Linked DNA regions of Mus musculus: region 2 is linked to region 1. The links are chromatin loops, found by intact Hi-C in ENCODE. Cell type or tissue: gastrocnemius. All regions are shown on one strand. Links, peaks and the distances in the headings refer to the core of each region. The heading gives the core; the rest is flanking DNA. Region 1 overlaps Piwil2 (piwi-like RNA-mediated gene silencing 2). Region 2 holds the start of Gm33790 (a long non-coding RNA gene).

Region 1 (8,000 bases), core at 1-8,000:
GGCAGTGCTGGTGCAGGCCTTTAATCCCAGCACGCAGGAGGCAGAGGCAGGTGGATCTCTGTGGTTCCAGTTTAGTCTACAAAGCAAATACAGGACAGTCAGGGCTGTAACACAGAGAATTCCTTTCTCCAAAACAGCAGCAGCAGCAGCAACCACCACCTCCAGTTTCCTACAAGGGAGAAGGAAACAGCACAACTCACATTTGATGGAAAGGGAAGGAGGCAGTGAAGACAACCAATGGAATTCCAGGAAACAGGCCTAGCAGGGACTGTGAGAGGAGGGCTGTGTGTCAGAGGGAAGAATGCTTTTGTTATGGACAGTCTGTAGTCTGATGAAGCAGGAAGGATTTCTTGCATTGACTAGGCCATAAAGAAGCTGTGGGTTTGTAGGGCTAGAGATTTATAAGATCTAAGTGGTGTTTGTGTGTGAGCATGCACAGGCACAGAGGTCAGCCTTGGGCAGTGTTCTCAGCTGCTATCAACCTTGTTTCTTAAACAGGCTCTCTTGAGTTCGAGGCCAGCCTGGTCTACAGAGTGAGTTCCAGGACAGCCAAGACTACACAGAGAAACCCTGTTTCAAAACAAACAAACAAACAAACAAAAAAACACACACACAAACCAGGCCCTCGCTAGGACCCGTGGCTCTGCTTAGGTGAGGCTGACAGGTCAGCAAGTGCCAAGGATCCACCTGCCTATATAGCTCCTAGTTACTGGAATTACAAGTAAGCCACTGTGAGGGTTGATACAGTGTTATCCTGGTTAATTTTATGTCGACTTGACAAGGAACCCCAGCTGAGGAAGTGCCCTCATTAGACTGCCTGTAGGCAAGTCTGGAGGGCATTTCTGATGGACTGACATGGGAGGTCACAGCCCACTGCGGGTAGTGGCATCTCTGGGTAGGTAGTTCCTGACAAACGCTGGGCGGAATTCAGGGAATCCTGCTGAAGAGGGGGAGGGAGGATTGCAGGGGCCTGAGGGGTCAAGGACACCACAAGACAACTCAGAGACTCAACACATCTGGGTTCAGGCTCACTGAGGCTCAAACATCAGAGTCTGCATGGGGCTCACCCAGGCCCTCCGTGTATGTGTTACAGTTGTGTAGCTTGTTGTTTTTGTGGGACTCCTGTTTGTGGCACTTGTATCTGCTTTTGGGACCCTTGCTATCCTACTGGGTTGTTGCTTTGTCCAGCCTTAATATGCAGGAAAATGCCTAATCTTATTGCAGCTTGATATGCTGTTTAGGTTGACTACTCTGCAAGCCTGCTCTTTTTCTGAATGGAAATGGAAGAGTGAATGGGGGGGAAGGGGGGGAGGGATGGAGGAGAAACTGCTGTCCAGATGTAATATATGAGAGAAGAAATGAAGAAAAAAGGAAGCAAACTAAGCAAGCCAGTAATCAGTACTCTTGCATGGGTTCTGCTTCAGTTTCTGCCTCTAATTTCCTGGCTTTAAGTCCTGCCCTAAATTTCCTTAGTGATGGGACGTGACCTGAGAGTTGTACATGGGAATAAAACACCTCCTCCCTCAATTTGATTTTGGTCGTGGTGTGTTATCATAGCTATAAAAAAAAAAAAAAAGCAAACTAGGGCAGGTTCAAGCATTTTACTGACTGAGCCTAGCCCAGTTGGACTTTTGAAGCCATGGTGTGAAGGTGATGTAATAGAGAAGATACTGATAATATGGAAAACCCTGATGTGGTACAGGAGTTGCCTGTAGCTCTGTTGCTTCCTCATGGAATAGGAACAGGGAGGGGAATGCCAGAATGTTGCTCTAAATGTGCATAGGTGGGGTTTGTCCCAGTCTGAAAACCCCAAATCTGAAATGCCCCAGAATCTAAACATTTTTGAATGTGGACATGAAGCTCTAAGTAGAAAATTACACACCATGAAACTTTTCATATACAGACTTGTTAAAAGTATTATGTAAGGGGCTGGAGAAATGGCTCAGTGGCTAAGAGCATTTGCTGTTCTTGCAGAAGGTCAAGGTGTTCCAAGCACCCACATGGTGATTCACAAACATTGGTAACACCAGTCCACAGGGGTCCAGTACCCTCTTCTGACTTCCATGGTCATCAGGCACATATGTGTTACATATACATATAGTTATTCTGACCTCCATGATCATCTGGCACATATGAGCTACATATACATGCAGTTAGGCAAAATATTCATACACACAAAACAAATCTAAGCCAGGTGTAGTGGTGCAGGAATTTAATCCTAGCATGCGGGAAGCAGAGGCAGGCTGATAGCCACAAGGCCAAGGCTAACCTGGTCACACAGTGAGTTCGAAGCCAGCCAGGGCTACTAAATAAAGACCCTCTTTCAAAAGACAATGACAACAAAACACCCCTAAGCCTAAAAAAAATTTTTAAATATATATAAAATTACTTTTAGACTGGGCATACACAAAACGTGAGTGCATTTCATGTTTATACTTAGGTCTCATGCACAGGATATTTTATTATGTATATGCAAATACTCCAGGATCAGAATGCTTTGGATTTAAGCATTGGCATGAAATGTACTCAATCTGCATATGAGGGAAATGCTACCATGTGAATATTTAATATTAGGGATGCCAGTTGAATTTTGTTACGTCTTCCTATACTTGAACACACTTGGATCTTGTTTTTAATCTTGGATTTATTCACACTTTACAGTTGCAGAACAAGATTGTGCCCTAGTGTATATGGTAGAACAATCATTGATAATTAGGTAGCTGTTACAATTTGTTAAGCTGCCAATTTGCTGCAGTGAATAATATAAAGTTTAAATCACCATGAATGAAAATGATTACAATCTCATTTTTAAAGTACCTTATGGCAGGATATTGTGGTTCGTGACTTTAATCCCAGTACTTGAAAGTCAGAGGCAGGTGGATCTCTTTGAGTTCAAGGCCAGCTTGGTCTACAAGAGACTTTTGTCTCAACAACAAAACAAAAGCAGTTTAGTGGCTGGAGAGATGGTTTAGAGGTTAAAAAAACAACAAAAGCTTGCTATTCTTGCAGAGGACTGAGTTCAGTCCAGCATCCATATCAGGTGGTTCACAACCCATATAATTCCTGCTCCAGGGAATCTGCTACCCTCTGCAGATGCACATAGTCACATGCATATAGACATAAAAATAAATCTCAAAAAGAATTCTTTAAACAAGTGGGGGGAACACTTTAAAAGTGTGTGCCGCTGAAGATTGAGAGCAGGGGTTGGCAGACCACAGTCAGCCCAAGGTCAGGCCTGGCTCACAGCTTGTTTAACCGTGAAATTGTATTGAACTTTGCCATACTTGTGCCATTCTATGCTATGATTTTGTGTTTTTATAGCAAGAGTGTATGGCCATGTAAAGTTTTAGATACAATATGGCCCCTTACGGTGTTCTGATCCTCTGCTTAGAAGTCTAGAAGGATATAAATGATGTGTAAAAGCAAGCTGTCTAGAATTATGGATTTTTGTTTGTTTTATTTTGTTTTGCCTTCCCTCCAGATCTTTATCAGTTGCTTATAGAGGTTTTAAACTGATGATCCCCGTGCCTCAGCCTCTCATGTAGCTGAACTGCACGCATAAACTCTAAGCCTGGTAGATTAGTTACATTTTCTAATGTTTCTACTCCAGCAGGTATCCTTGAGACATTCTTTAGTTAGCTGTGTAATTATAAATATGACCACTAGGTGGAGTGCAGGTACAAAAAATGCTTCTTTTTTTTTTATTAGATATTTTCTTTATTTACATTTCAAATACTATCCCCTTTCCTAGTTTCCTCTCCGAAAGTCCCCTATACCCTCTCCAACCCACCCACTCCTGCTTCCTGGCCCTGGCATTCCCCTGTACTGGGCAAAAAATGCTTCTTGAAGTCACATAACTTACTGCGCAGCTTTGGTAAAGATTGCTGTTTGAGTCAAACTGAACTAAAATCCCCTTTGTTATTTTGCAGCCCCAGTGTGGAATGCAAAAGCATGAGGTTTGGCATGTTGAAGGACCACCAGTCTGTCACTGGAAACGTCACTGCTTTTGATGGCTCTATTCTTTATCTTCCTGTTAAGCTTCAACAAGTGAGACCCAGTGGAGAGTGTGGTGTGGGTGAAACTCCGGTGTGCTCTGAGGGGTTGAGTAGTGGCAAAGTACACATTTTCTGGACAGTTTGCTTGACAGAAGGCAGATTTCTGCAGAACACAGCAGGGATCAACCCCCAGCCCCACTCCAGCTTGCGTTTATGAAGTAACGTTTCTGATACGTAAATGGACTGGTAGGAAGTGGACTGGTAGGAAGCATTGGGTCTCTGACAAATCACTCAGATTTTCAACGTCAGGGCTCAGCAGTAAAGAACACCCGATTCTCCTGCAGAGAGCCCAGTTCATCTCCTACCACCCATACTGGGTGATCCGGTCATCCTCTCCAGGTCCAGGGAGCCAAAGCCCTCTCTGGCCTCCTTGGGTATATATATACCTGTATATACATGATACATATACATAACGTCAATTAAAAACAAAACTAAAGATTTCAGTGTTCAACTTTGAATCTTATTTATTTTGTTTGTTTGTTTATTATCACACTGATTTTGCCAGCACAGGCTGTGAAGTGAGGGGAAGTAGAAGCTACCTTTTGGGCTCTAGAACTGAGTTAGGGTTAAGGCTGTGTAGCGTTGTCATTTCTCGTTACTGTACATGTTTATTTCTTAGGTTGTTGAGTTAAAAAGTCAGAGGAAAACTGACGATGCCGAGATCAGTATCAAGATTCAGCTGACAAAGATCCTGGAGCCGTGTTCTGACCTGTGCATCCCCTTCTACAATGTTGTCTTCCGGCGGTAAGGAAGCTGCTGCAGGCTGTGTCTGTAACTCGCCATGGTGGGAATAAGGCTCCCCAGGAGGTGTGCGTGGTGCCACACACAGTGTGTGCCTGTGGGTGGGCTTGGAAGCACATAATGAGTGATCTTAGTATCAGCTCATTCAAAAATTACCTCTCACTCGACAGGTCAGGTGTGGGTTCCTGAAGTTAGGTGTGTGGGTAGCTGAGTAGGCAGATGGAGTCTTTTGGATTCGATTAAGAATTTTTCAGACCGGAGTTTGTTTTTGAGACAGGATTTTGTATAACTCAGGCTAGTCTCAAACTTGATGTGTAGCTGAGGATCGCCCATCCTGACCCTCTTGCTTCAGCTTCCCTAATGCTGGGATTATGATGACCACACTCAGCCAAAACAGACATTAACATGTGAAGCACTCCTCAGAGTACAGAGATATTTGGTGAGAGATAGCTTCTACACTTTAAAAAATTATACATAGTTTATAGTTGTTTATCTCCTTTTGAGGGGCTCTCAATTTTATACAAGAGTTAATTCCAAACTATCTCATTTGATGAACTAGAACCTACAGTGAGCTGCTGGAACAAACGCAGTTCCCTTGCTGGGCTGTTCACAAGTTGGAAACTAGTTCATCTGCATTCTCTTTAGTTCATGGTGGTCAGTAATATAATTAAGCTGGGAGATAGCCCTGGGTCCAGTGAGCTGGGTCCTGAGGGGGCCTTGAGTCACGTGTACACACTGCAGATGCATGCCTTTCTAGCTCAACTCTCCTATAGCAAGACTGTCGTAAACACAGGCTACATTATGCAGAGATCAGAAGCTCTTCTGCACTTCAGGCTTGCAGAGGAAACCGTAGCTAAGACTGAAGGAGCTTTCTGACAGCTTTTCTGTTAGGCTTAGGATGCGGCTTGAGGGTGAGTGCTTGCCTGGTGACTGTGTAGCTCTGTGGCCCACCCAGCACTTGGAAGGAGAAAGAGAGCTCACCTCCGCCATTCATTTCAGGGTAATGAAACTTCTGGATATGAAGCTTGTGGGGAGAAACTTCTATGACCCTACAAGTGCCATGGTACTGCAGCAACACAGGTTGGTGGGTTTTTCTTCTCCTTCACTTCTGAATGTTCTGGAAGAAACTTTTATTATGCCCACTAAACATAGGACAATAACTTCAACAATATTTTATTGTCATAAGTACAGTTTATCAACTAAACCTTTTTGTTTATTTATATTTCTAGTAAGTTTGTACTGACACCGATTTGGTTCCGTTCCCCCCCACCCCAGCCTTCCTCATGATTATCAAGGAAGGGCAGTGTCAGCATTGTATAAAATAGGGGCCCTGATGCTCTTGGAACATCTCTCTCTTCAGATTGCAGATCTGGCCTGGCTATGCGGCTAGTATCCGGAGGACAGACGGGGGTCTCTTCCTGCTCGCTGATGTCTCTCATAAGGTCATTCGGAACGACTCTGTGCTGGATGTCATGTAAGGGACTAGAGGGTCAGCCACCTCTGACATCATGATGGCCTTCCAAAGTCAGAAGTGGGTAGTTGGAGGCCAGGCTAGACCCTGTTCTCTGTGTGTCTATGTGGGTGGGTTAATTATAAAATGTATTAAAAGAACTGGATCCAGGTATGATGACTCCCCCAGGGCTGAGGCAAGACGGCTACCTCAAGTTCAATCCTGGCCTAGGCTATATAGAGTTCCAGGCCGGCCTGAGCTACAGTGCAAGACCCTGTCTCAGAAAACAAAACCAAGCAGAGAGCTGAGAGACTCTCCTCTGCTGGAGTCTGCTGAGGCGAGCATCTGACTGGGCATGCACTGTTCTCCTGAGCTCATAGGTCATGGGTGAGTGAAATCAAATTAGCTCTTCTGAGCCTTGTCTTTGAGTCTTGTCAGGCATCATCCCATCATGCCACACAGAGACTGAGGCGACTGGTGGTGGTGGGTGTTTGTTTGTTTGTTTTTATACTTTTGAGACAGTATTATTAATCTGTCTGTATTGCAGGCTAGCCTGGAACTCATGTTAGGATCTTCACTAGCCCTTAATATGACCGCAGTACAAAGCCACCCAGCTCTAGAGCAGGAAAACCTCTACTGTCATGGCCGCTTTCATCCTCTGGACCTTTTGTGTACTTACAGACTCCAGGAAACTGCCAAAGAGAAGTTATTTTCCTAGAGGTCAGAGCTGCTCAGGCTTTAGAAATAGTAGATTTCCTCTGATTACAGGAATAACTTCTATGCTTCTAAATGATGGCAAGCAAATAGGTTTTTCTGGTGGGCTCAGTGTTACATGTTGCTGTTACATTCACAGTAACCGGTGTCCTGATTATCCCAGTGGGGTTCAGGACCATCTTCAATGTCTGCTAAATGCTGGTGGGGTTGGCTTGGCTTGGGGGGATACGCCTGCCTCCTTCCCTATGCTGCCACCTGTTAAGTCTCAGAGCTAACACCGCCTGTGCTGTCCCCTGCTCTGGTGCAGGGCATGCCCTCCATTATCACCTTGAAGAAAGGTACATAGGAAGAAACACTGTGAGCCTCAGGGTTACCGTAAATTGAGTGGTGCTCTAGGCAGGAAGGTCTTTCCCCTCCGAATCAGGGCAGTGCTGCTTTCCAGTGGCCCCCCTTTTCTGTGAGCAGAGCCATACTAAGTTCTGTTTCCCGAGTAGTCAGGTGTTCTCTTACTGTGCTTCCTGTCTCTTTAGAAGGTCTACAAACTTCCCTTTTTGTTGTTTTTGTTTTTTTGAAGTTTTCTCTGTGTAGCCCTCCCTCTGTAGACCAGGCTGGCCTTGAACTCACAGAGATCTGCCTGCCTCTGCCTGGCAAGTGCTGGGAAAAGGTCTGCACAACTATACCTGGCGCTTTCTTGTTGTCTTATTAGCATAGATTGAGAACAGATAATGGGGTTTTGTGATATTTCATATGTGTATATGATGTATTTGGTTAGTTTGCCCTACCACCCGTTCTTCTTTCTACTCCTGTTTATTCCTTGCCTCTTTCTGACCACACTCTTCTCCCCTCTTATGTGAGATTTTGTTGAGCATATTTTTTGTGACCCAGCAGGTTCAGGGTTATGTGAGCATGGATGAAGGCTGATTTACCAGGAGCCATGTACCACTAAAGAAAATCCTTTCTAATCCCCCAGAGTCATTGGGTCCTCACAGAGGGGTAGGACCTCGAGAGCCCCTCCCCATCAACAGCTTTAACTTGTGTAA
Region 2 (11,260 bases), core at 2,001-10,000, 170 kb after region 1:
ATAATTTGTTTTCTTTTTAACTACCAAGCTGTTATCATAAGAAAGACAGAATTTTATCTTATCCCTGGGGATTTCTCAGCTAGGCTAAAGAAATTGGTTTGCTAATGGCCTGTACCATTAGTCCCCAGCACAGGTGACAGTGGACCCTGGGGACTTGGGGCCAGAGAGAGAGGAGAGACAAAGACAGAGGGGGAATCTTTAGTGAATGCAAATGAGAATTAAGAAAATATATGCTCAATAGCTAGGTTATGGTTTCTTATACATGATGCTGACACTCAAAACTTCCTGGAATTCTTTTACAATTTTGTTTTATTGCTGGCCATGGGTGGGGTGATGTTTGCCTGTAATCCCAGTACTTAGGAGATGAGTTAAGATCAGATTGGACTATATGAAACCTTTTAACTACAGTTTGTTCCATCCTGTTGTATTATTGGCAAGAGTTAAACCTTATATAAATGTCTATAATATAGACATTAATTTTTCATGAAAATAAAGCTCTTTAATCAGCTTATTTGACCTTTTGGAATGATATATTTTAGTATTTAAATTCTATTTAATTTAAACTTAAAAATAGTGGTGGGCATAGTGGCACATTGCCAGTAATCCCAGCATTCTAGAAGCTGCCAGTTCAAGGCCAGCCTGAGCTTCATAGTAAGATCCCATGTTGACAGTTCACAGAATGAGGGTATAAACATTTGGGAGAGCACTTGCCCTGCATTCTCAAGGCCTTGGGTCCCAACCCCAGCACCATAGTTTGGAAGAGTCTGAGAGGGTAGTTAAGAATGTGGATGTGACTTCTCTGCCACTGAAGCTTGCAGTTATGAGCACTGCGCCCAGTTTTCTCCCCTTTTATGTAATTGTGTGTTATATTTATATGTATGCTTATGTGTGTGTCTGTGCCTGCTGCTCTCAGAGACCAAACAAGGGCATCTAATATCCTGGAACTGGAGTTGCATACCATTGTGATTCACCATGTGGGTGGGTGCTGGGAACTAAACCCAGGTCCTCTGGAAGAGCAATGAGTGCTCTCTCTTACTGCTGAGCCATCTCTCTAGCCCCAGTGCTCCTTCAATCTTACATGGTAGAAACATGTCTGTCTGGAACTCAGTCATGGAAATTTCTTCCCTATTGTGTGGGTTTTGAGGATTGAACCCTGGCTCTATGGTAGAGCAGACAGTGCTCTAACAGCTGAATCACCTCTCCAGTTGCCTTCCTCAGTTTTTAAATGAACATGGGAATGTGCCTACTTCATAGAGATTCTGCGAAATGATCACTTAACACATAGTTATAACCATTGTGTGCCAGGTGTAAATACACCTCTATCCTCATAGCATCATGACTTATAGGGATTATCATTCCCATTATATAGTCGGGAAAACACATGGAATGGAAGCATTTGCTCAAGATTCCAAGCTAGAAAGCTAACAACCAATCTAAGGACCAAACTAAGAGAGTTAGGTTACAGGTCATTTATCTGACAACTGACTGGCTCAGGCATTTAGCTCACGGATATATACTGTGGTCACTATACATGTAAGTGTACTTGCTATATACTTATAGACATGTACTCATCAGAGAACATTAGAAAAAATAGGACTGGCCAGGTGTGGTGGCACACGCCTTTAATCCCAGCACTTGGGAGGCAGAGGCAGGCGGATTTCTGAGTTCGAGGACAGTCTGGTCTACAAAGTGAGTTCCAGGACAGCCAGGGCTACACAGAGAAACTGTCTCGAACCCTGTCCCCCCCCCAAAAAAAAAAAAAGAAAAAAGAAAGAAAAAAAGAAAAAATAGGACTATGGTTACTGTCTCTAGTCTAATCCCTCGGGGAATGGTAGCATAGGACGGCCTGTTTGCGCACATACTAATATGCCGTACATGTCTTTTCACCTGATTTGGCTTTTGTTCTCCTGTTTTGGTTTACAGAGTGGCTCGGTACTCTGTGCATACTTGCTGTCTCTCCACAGATCTGGCATTGTTTGGAAGTAAGCTAAGGACTTTTTCTGAGTCATTATTAGGATGAAAGGCATACTAGATGATGGTGTGGACCATGAATGCCACTTAGACTCTTACCTATACTCAAGTTTAGGATTCTTATAAAGGAATTTTAATTGACATTGGTAACAAAGGTGATTCTGCCTTTGGATTTTTAGGAGGAAATATCTAGCACTGACCACATGTTAAAGATTCTTTGTTTGCTTTTATTTTGAACAGATGTTATACTCACAGCTGGATCTGCTTTTGAAATAGCAAAGTGAGGCTGTAACTGTAAGGAGGTGCATCCCTGCACAAACTGAGCTCATGTTAAAGTTAGATATGCTATTGAATACAGTCTTAACCGCCTCTGTGCCAGTGTGAAGAGAGCCCTCAGATTCCATTAAACCCAAACCTGAGTCCCTCAGTATCAGCCACAAAGAGAATGTCTGGATTGTTATGAGAGGGAGGCCTTCTCACCTTCGTTTATACTTTCCTTTGTTTTGTTTGTTTGTGTGTTCGAGATGGGGTTTCTCTGTGTAGCCATAGCTATCCTGGAACTCACTTTGTAAACCAGGCTGGCCTCTAATTCACAAAGATTCATTTGCTCCTGAGTGCTGGGATTAAAGGTGTGTGCCACCATGCCTGGCTCCAGTTTACAGTTTCCTATATGGACTGTAGGGTTTCCTTGTGTATACTGTCTTAGTCTTCTCTACTAGCATTCACTCTAAAGGCACAGCTTGACTTTAAATCCAAGGTCAACTGTATAATCTGTTTGTTACTATTCTAACAAAAGACCTGAAGCTGTGAACCTTATAAAGAAAAGAGCTTTGTTTAGCTTATAGTTTTGGAGGTTTCAGGGTATGATACCAGCATTGGTTTTGAATTGATGAGGACTTCATGTTGGGAGAACACATTAAAGAGAGAGAGAACACACAAGGCCAAAGATTAGAGAAGAGCCCTACTGGAAGAACTACTGAGTGTCTCACAACACATCTTCCTTCTGAGGGCAGTGCCCCCAGTGACTTCCCACTAGGCTCCACCTGTTCAGGTTTCTCTTCTTAAAGGTTTACACTGTGTGGTAACATCCCACACTGAAACCCACACATCCCTTGAGAGATACATTCTAGTCATAGCCACACCATAACACCAAGAAGGAAAATGCTGGTTTTTTTTTTTTTAAGCCCATCTTTAGAGTTCTTACCTGTTACTTCATGTCTTTTTCTTCTTAGAGAATTGTGGCACACCTACAATCTGCCCACTTAGGAGTATTTCCTTGTACCATAGTTCCAACTTGACAACCACATCAAAATATAAAATGCAGGAACTCGAGAGATGTCTCAGAGGATAAGAGCCCTGGATTCCCTAGAACAGAATTTAAGGAGAATTGTAAGCTGCCATATTTGGGTACAGCTAGGTAAAGCTTCCAGCACCCACATAACAACAGGTAGCTCCCAAGTGCCTGTCATCCAGGTCCAGGGTCTACTGCTGCTTCTGAGGGCACCTGCACAGTGCACATAACTTAGGTAGACATACACAAATAAAAAATAAATTCAGAAATGCAAAACAGTCTATGTCTATGTAAAGTACACTAGAGTAGTAATAATTTTCCTACACATTTTTTAATGTAAGGGCTGGAGAGATGAAGCTCTTAGTGGCTAAGAGCTGCTCTTCAAGAGAGGACCCAGATGGCAGCTCACATCTCTCCTGAACTCCAGTTCCAGGGGATCCAGCACTCTTCTGGCTACCTCCCCAGGCATGTGCTCAGTGCATGAACACACACACAGGCAAACTACTCATACACGTAAAAATAATCTTTTTTAAAAACAGAAAAAAATGAGCCCAAAGGTTTCTGATACAGAAATAGTTTTCAGTACTGTGGAGACAGTTCCACATGGGGTGGGGCTGGGATCTACTTTGCCTGGGAAGCCCCAGGGATCAGCAATGCCAGCATTGTTTGTAAACGCTTAATGGCAGAATTTGAGGATCCTAAAAGGACCCTCAGGAGCCTAAAGCCGTAACCTTCCTCCAGGTAAATGATGCTCACTAATAAGACATGGGCAGCCACCTGCCTTATCAGATTTCCTGGGCAACAGAGCTAGAAAGTTAATCTAAGGTCATACTTATCTTTAGAAAGGGAAGAGTGTTCGGTTAGCCCTTGTGTGCAACTCTAAAAGGACATTTTCTCTGGGACAGGGTCTTCAGACTTGCCTGTAACCAGTGGCTTCCGAGCTGGCTTCACCTGGTTAGTCTCTTCAGTATGGCACTGTTCATCCCCTGACTTTGTCCTCTTTGGGTAGGTCGGATCAAGTATTCAGAGATGGTGTACGATGCGTGCATGCACACTTTCGACTGTCTTCCTCTTGCTGCCCTCTTAAACCAGCAGTTTCTCTGTGTACATGGAGGAATGTCTCCTGAAATTACTTGTTTAGAGGACATTAGGAAAGTAAGTAACTTTTTACTATTTTCATAGAGTGTGCTTTTAAATTTTTGTTCTTTATCTTAGCCAGTGACTACCTATATAACATATAGCAATTGCTGAGGTTAAATGAAAATACAGTCAGAGGTAGAAATACGGGACTGACTCATAATCTTGTCACTGTCAGAGAGCTGTTAGTAACACTTGGAGAAACATTCTTTCTCTTTTTAAAAATTAAAGTTTTGTTTCGTTTTTTGAAACAGGGTTTCTTTCTATAATTCTCGCTGGAATTCACTCTGTAGATCAGGCTGGCCTTGAACTCTCAGAGATCTACCTACTTCTGCCTCTGAGTGCTAGGATTAAAAGTATGCGCCACCACTGCTTGGCCTTAAAATTAAATCTTAATAGCTAAAAGCATACTCTTCTTACAGTAGAACTCTGAAACTTTAAAAATCATATTTGTATATTTTAAACAAGGTCTCTCTGCAAAGCCCAGACTAGCCTTGAACTCAAGACAGTTCTACCTCCTCCACTGTATGGTATAATTACAGGACTTGTGCCACCATGCCCAGCTTTAAAAAATTAAATTATATTCCAGCTTGCAAAGAAAGAACATGAATGTGAAGCCTTGGCCAGGCCCCTTACCCTTGGAGTACATTCTTTCTGTAAATGAGGAAATTTGACTGAGTGCCCTGAGCTCTGGCAGCTGTGAGGCGCACTGCCGTTTGCATCCTAAACAGGATGGTTGGTTGCTCCATGTGCCTTACACTCCCTTATGTGGTAGTTATTCCCAAGACTGTGTCTTCATGACTGAGGGAAAGGAGCAGCCTTGTGCACGTGCACTTCCGCACCTTGATCCCCTCAGTTCCCACGGGGCACAGACTCAGGATTTCCTTGAGTTCACAGCAGTCTCCCAGTGAGCAGTGAGCCGGTGTGTGTGTGCTGGCTTTTCAGTACCCACCCAGCATGTCGCCTTTAGTAGATTTTGTATTTAACCACTGTGATCAGCTGTGGTAAAAAGCTCCCCTCTCACTCAGCAGAAGCCCTCTTCTTGACTCTCAGATGTTCTGGTGTGTTCAAAAACAATTATTTATATTCTTTGATTTTTTTGTGGGGGTGTTTTTAATTAAAGCAGCAGTAACTGAAAAAGTAAGTTAATGACAAATATTAAAAGTAAGTTAATGACACCACTGCATAGAATGGAAAGAATAAAAGGCTTTTTACAAAAGAAGACATCTCTATTAGAACGAAGTGAGCAGTGGACAGGATGCCTGCCTGGCTCCCCGCCCTCCTGTAGCTCTGCTTCCCATAGAAAATAGAATTTAACTTTAGTCGTCACAATTTTTTGTGGAGGCTGATTTCACATTTGAGGTAAATTTCACTAGATTAGCATGGGAGGAGAGGCCCTTTTCTACAGGAACAGAGATAAGATACTTGTACACATTTATTGACGAATTCTCATTTTCTCAAGGGACCATCCTTGGGGCTCACGGCCTCATCTGCAATACTTTCCTGTAGGGAGAAGGGGACTTTTAATCTGCTGCTTCCAAAAGCCTTTTACTTTCCTGATTTTTTTTTCTCTTCTTTTGGCCCTTGTGTGTCTTCTAGTTAGATAGGTTTTCTGAGCCTCCTGCTTTTGGGCCAGTGTGTGACCTGCTGTGGTCTGATCCCTTAGAGGACTACGGCAGCGAGAAGACCCTGGAGCACTATACCCACAACACTGTCCGAGGCTGCTCCTACTTCTTCAGGTAAGCTGAGAACACAGTGAAACAAACTGGGCCCCATTTTACTTTTTCAGTTTTTCTTTAATTACATATGTGTCTATACACATGAATGCAGGTCCAAGAGAGAGACTAGAGACATAAGATCCCCTGCAGCTGGAAATATAGGCAGTTGTGAACCACCCAGTGTGGGTGCTGGGAACTTAGGTCTTCTATAAGAAGAGCACATACTCTTAACCACAGAGGCATCTTTCTAGCCCACTGTGATCCATATAATGGAATTATTCTTTTCTAAATTAATTTTTTTTTCTTTATGAATGTTGTATCTGCATGTCTGTCCGTCTATGTACTAAGTGTGTGCCTGGCGCCCTCTGAAGTTAGAGGAGGGTATTATATCCACTAGAACTAGAATTCTGGAATCACCATGTGGGTGCTAAGAACTGAACTTGGGTCCTCAATAAGAGTGGTAAGTGTTCTTAACCACCGCGCCATCTCTCAAGCCCTAGTTTTATGAAATTAATCTTGCCACCACACCTGGTATTATGAAAGTTTTCTTAATGGCTCAGGTCTCAAACAAGAAGTAGAGACTACTGTTTAGTCTCATTCTCTGTGTTCTTATTTCTCTTTTTTCTCTGTCCCCTCTCTCACCTCCTTCTCCTCTTCCTTTCATTTTGGTGTTGGAGAGCAAACCCAGGACCTTACACATCCTGGGCAAGCACTTGTTCAATCCCTTAATAGCAGGAAAGCTTTAATATGTTCTTAGACATGAGATCATAAGAAGTACAGATTAGTGAACACAGTTAAAACCTCTCCCAGTATCTCACTGTTATAAGCTCTAAATGATTTATTATTTGTTTCTAGATATCATCTAGATACTTCCTAACGATCTGACTTTTAAAAGATTTTATTTCTTTATTTTATTATTTCTATATTTTATAGCTGTCTTCAGACACACCAGAAGAGAGCATTGGATCCTATTACAGATGGTTGTGAGCCACCATGTGGTTGCTGGGAATTGAACTCAGGACCTCTGGAAGAGCAGTCAGTGCTCTTAACCACTGAGCCATCTCTCCAGCCTCTTATTTTTATGTGTGTCGGTGCTTTGCCTGTCTGTGTGTGTGTAAACTACATGTGTACCTGGTGCTTGTGGAGACCAGAAGTAGGCATCGGATCCCTTGGATCTGGTAGTTACAGATGATTATGAGCCATCTGGGACGGGGAGGGGTGGGGGCTGCAAAAGAAACCTGGGTCTTCTGCAAGAACAGGAAGTGCTCTTTAGCACTGAGCATGTCTCCTCCCCCTCCCTCTCTCTCTCCCTCTCCCTCCCCCCCCTCTTTTTTTTCTCTCTCTCTTTCTCTCTCTCTATGTATGTATGTATGTATGTATGTATGTATGTACGTACGTACGTACATAATCCCAGTATTTGAGAACAGGCAGGCTGCTGCACAATGTGAGTCCAAGGCCAGCTTCATCTACATAGTGGGTGCCAAGCCAGCCAGGCCTACGCTCTTAGGGTTACTGTTACTGTGACAAAACACTATGACTAAAAAGCAAGTTTTTTGGGGGGGGGGGGCAGGGAGGGTTCATTTGGCTTATCAGATCACAATCCATCATTGGAGTAAGTCAAGACAGGAACTGAACTAGGGCTGGAACCTGGAGGCAGCTGATGGAGAGACCATGGAGGGTGCTGCTTACTGGCTTGCTCCCAGCTTTTGGAACTTCTGCTATTGACCAAAACAAACCAAAACCAAAACCCAGAACACTGATCCAAGCCTAGGACTTTTCCTGGAAGTTATTGTCCTAAAGTTCACATGTGAGCTCTTGGTATGGTTTGCCAAGCCTAAATAAATAAATAAATAAAGTAGAGAAAATAAAGACATTGAAATCTAAACTAATTTTAATTCCACTGTTTTATTATGACAAATTTAGTTCTTTAAAAATCTTGCTAACTGGTTAAGATAATACAGTAATTAAATGATACATATGTATAAAAGAAGCCTTAATTTGCCCCTAAACATTTTTAAAATAATCGTTTTGAATTCTACTCTGCCATCTATCTTTCTAGTGACTTATTTACTGAAACAATTTAACTTTTCCCTCTTATGATGTTGCTTAAGGACTTAGCATTATTGGCCAAATGTCATTTGTTACAGTTCCTGTGGTCACCTGCCAACACCTCTTACAACACAGGCCTTCCACCCAGAAATTCTCCTCCTAACACTTGGCTTGCAGCTATCCCCATACTCACCTGAGTTCCCTGCATCCCAGTCCGTCCTCACAGAGCTCTTATAGCATTGGTGGACACACTTGGCAGAACAACAGATGCACCTGAGCCAGCCCATACGGCGCAGGCTTACAGCTGACATTAGAAGTCATGCGCTGACTCTTGTTTTTAGTCTTTTTTTCTCTTTTGTTTTACGTGTAGGAGTGTTTTGCTCACATGTATGTTTCTGTACCACATGTCTTCCTGGTATCCATGGGGGCCAGAACCCCTAGAACTGGAATTACAGATGTGGGTGCTAAGAACCAAACCCAGATCTTCTCCAAGAGCAGCTCTTAATCACTGAGCCATCTCTCCACCCCCACCTCACAGTTTTGTTTCTGTTTCTGCACTTTTCTGTCAGCAGTCTTTTTCAGTGTTGATAATGGTATCACACAAAGTGCTGTCCAGTGTCCGTGAGCAAAGCAGACTGTAGTGTAACTTACAGAGATTTGTCAAGTGTGAGTTGTGTTCCTGGCCATGAGTTCAATGTTAATGATTCAATCTTATATTTACATAAAATATCATTATGCAAGAAAACATCGGAAACACTTAAGTGGTTGATGAAAATATGGCCAGAGGCTCCTAGGAATCTTAAACCTCATACGGAACCTAGGAACAATGTCTCATGGCATGAATCCTTGGCCGTGGGCTCTACCAGAATTCCACAGCCTCCTACCTCATTCCTAAGGCCTTCTCAAAACTGCTTCACAGTCTATGAATGGCTAACAGACCATTCATTGTTCCTATGCCAGTCAAGAGGGGGACTTCCTGTTCCGAAATTGTGATAATGTCATATATAGGTGATCTTAAAATTATACATTTTCCACTGAGCATAGTAAAAAGAAAATTGCCCCCTTTTTCTCAGACAGGATCCCGTGCATCCCAGGCTGGTCTCAAACTTACTATGTAGGAAAAGACAGCCTTGAACTTCTGCTTCTTCTGTCTCACCTCCCAAGTACTGGGGTTACATGCGCAGCATCCCTAAAATATGGTGTATAGGGGTTGGACCCCGGAATTTGTATGCTGCACAAGCAGTAGACCAGCTTAGTTATATCCCAATTCAAGAAAGAAATACTTTCTAAAAGATAAGTAAGTAACAGCTACAAATTCTGATGGTAATTTTATATCCTAGTTCTTCCTGGTTGTCAAACAGAAGTTCAAAAAAAAAAAGACCATTTTAGGAGTATATGCAGATATCATTAGAGTATGGTGGTCTATAATATTTATATCTACTCCTGAGATAGCCATGCATAGTACTATCTTGCTATTGATATTACATATAAAGTTATAAGTAGATTCTTTTAATTTTTCTAAAGGTTTGATGATTTAAGAAAAGCATGCACTAATTTTGTAGGACCTACTGTATACACATACATGCATACATGGAGTTGTGATACATCTTCGTATCAAAATACCAACATTTTTGATCCTAATACTAGTAGTGTTAAGGTAAAATAAATTAAAAGATGGAGAAACTTTCTATTCTAAGGTGTCTTCTTCAAGTTTGATAGTAGTGTGAAATAGAAATCACTGGTTTCTGAGCTTTTTTTTTTTTTTTTTTAATCGAAATTGAATATAATATACTCGACAGACAGACATAGAGTGTTTTTCCTCTGGGCTGGAGGAGTTACTCATTAGACCTGCTTCCTGTCCTCTCAAGGATTCTCGGAGAGGCCTGGGTTTAAGACGCTCTGAGGAGGGAGGTTGTGAGGGAGGAGCTGGTTTCTGAGCTTTTAATAAAAGTTCAGTCGTAGGGCTGGAGAGATGGTTCCGTGGTTGAGAGCACTGGCTGTTTTTCCAGAAGGCCTGGGTGGAGGCACAATGTTATTGTGCAGTGTTTGAAGATTATCCATGTATTTTTCAAGTGCTGATTTCTCTGCCTCCACGTCTGGTTGCAATCCTGACATGGCATTGTAATACTTACTTTAAGACTCTCCTCCTGCCTCTGTGATGTGATGCTCCTTATTGATTCTCTGGTCTGTCAATAAAAGCTGATCAGCCAATGATTGGGCAGAGGAGGGAATGGGGCTGGACTTCCGATGCCAGCCAGGGGGGAGGGTCGGGGGAGGGGAGAAAGGGCGATGGGAAGTGGGATTCACTCAGAGGAGAGGGAGGGTGGAGGGGACCTTGAGAACACACCTGGAGCTGAGCGACCCAGAGCAGTGCTAAAATACAAGGATCTTGGGGGTTCGGGCTGGGAGGGAGCCAGAATATTTTAGAGGATTAAAACAGATTAATATTGACCAGCTATTGTGGTGTAAAGCTTGATTAAACAAGACTTACAGTATCATCTCATTGATTTGGAAGCTAGTCAGGGTAAAGAAAAAAATTATCACTCTGATGGCTCTAACACCTAGGTTCAGTTCCCAGCGCTCATGGTGGTTCGTAATTGTCTGTAACTCCAGAGTCATGGGATCTGCCACCCTCCTTTGGCCTCTGTGGGAACTAGACCCTCAGATGGTGCATATCCATACAAGTAGGCAAAAGCCTCATAGAATAAAGTAAATCTTTAAAATTGCAGAGTCCATAGTCTCTGTAATCTTAAAACAACTCTCAGATTGGGTGTTCTGTTTCTTCCTATTAAAACATAACTGCTATAATTCCATATTTAGGTTTTTCTCATTTTCTTTTTCAGTTACCCTGCAGTTTGTGAATTTTTACAGAACAACAGTTTATTATCAATAATCAGAGCCCATGAAGCCCAGGATGCGGGGTAGGTTGCACTTAGACCTCACCTTCCTGCAGATTTTACTTTTAGTGTAAAAATGCCTGAGTTCATATCTCCTTTTTCAGGTACCGAATGTATAGGAAGAACCAAGCAACTGGCTTTCCGTCACTTATTACGATTTTCTCTGCCCCTAATTACCTAGATGTCTATAACAATAA

The links. Hi-C counts contacts between places; a loop is a spot of excess contacts. Peaks named below come from ENCODE experiments on the same cell type or tissue, not always from the same donor. Only the 100,000 strongest peaks of a DNase experiment are listed, where the experiment ranks them.
Region 2: a loop joins it to region 1, with 4 times the contacts of the local background. A loop is called at or near these places in 10 of 42 quality-filtered maps.

Annotation. Positions count from the first base shown.
Region 1 is chr14:70,407,181-70,415,180 of GRCm38, reverse strand. Piwil2 (piwi-like RNA-mediated gene silencing 2) reads left to right here. Exons shown (of 23, transcript NM_021308.2): 7 at 3,930-4,047; 8 at 4,675-4,799; 9 at 5,796-5,876; 10 at 6,157-6,270. Among named protein-coding and RNA genes, the nearest start is that of Gm24890, 17 kb to the left of the region's middle. In gastrocnemius, for the core only: a CTCF peak has its summit at 3,659 (motif pointing right); no DNase peak of the experiment used is centred there.
Region 2 is chr14:70,240,731-70,251,990 of GRCm38, reverse strand. Ppp3cc (protein phosphatase 3, catalytic subunit, gamma isoform) reads left to right here. Exons shown (of 14, transcript NM_008915.3): 5 at 4,272-4,417; 6 at 5,999-6,138; 7 at 11,010-11,087; 8 at 11,168-11,260. Gm33790 (a long non-coding RNA gene) reads right to left here and starts at 3,332. Exons shown (of 2, transcript XR_001781331.1): 1 at 3,176-3,332. In gastrocnemius, for the core only: a CTCF peak has its summit at 6,483; no DNase peak of the experiment used is centred there; H3K4me3 peaks cover 33 bases; H3K27ac peaks cover 312 bases.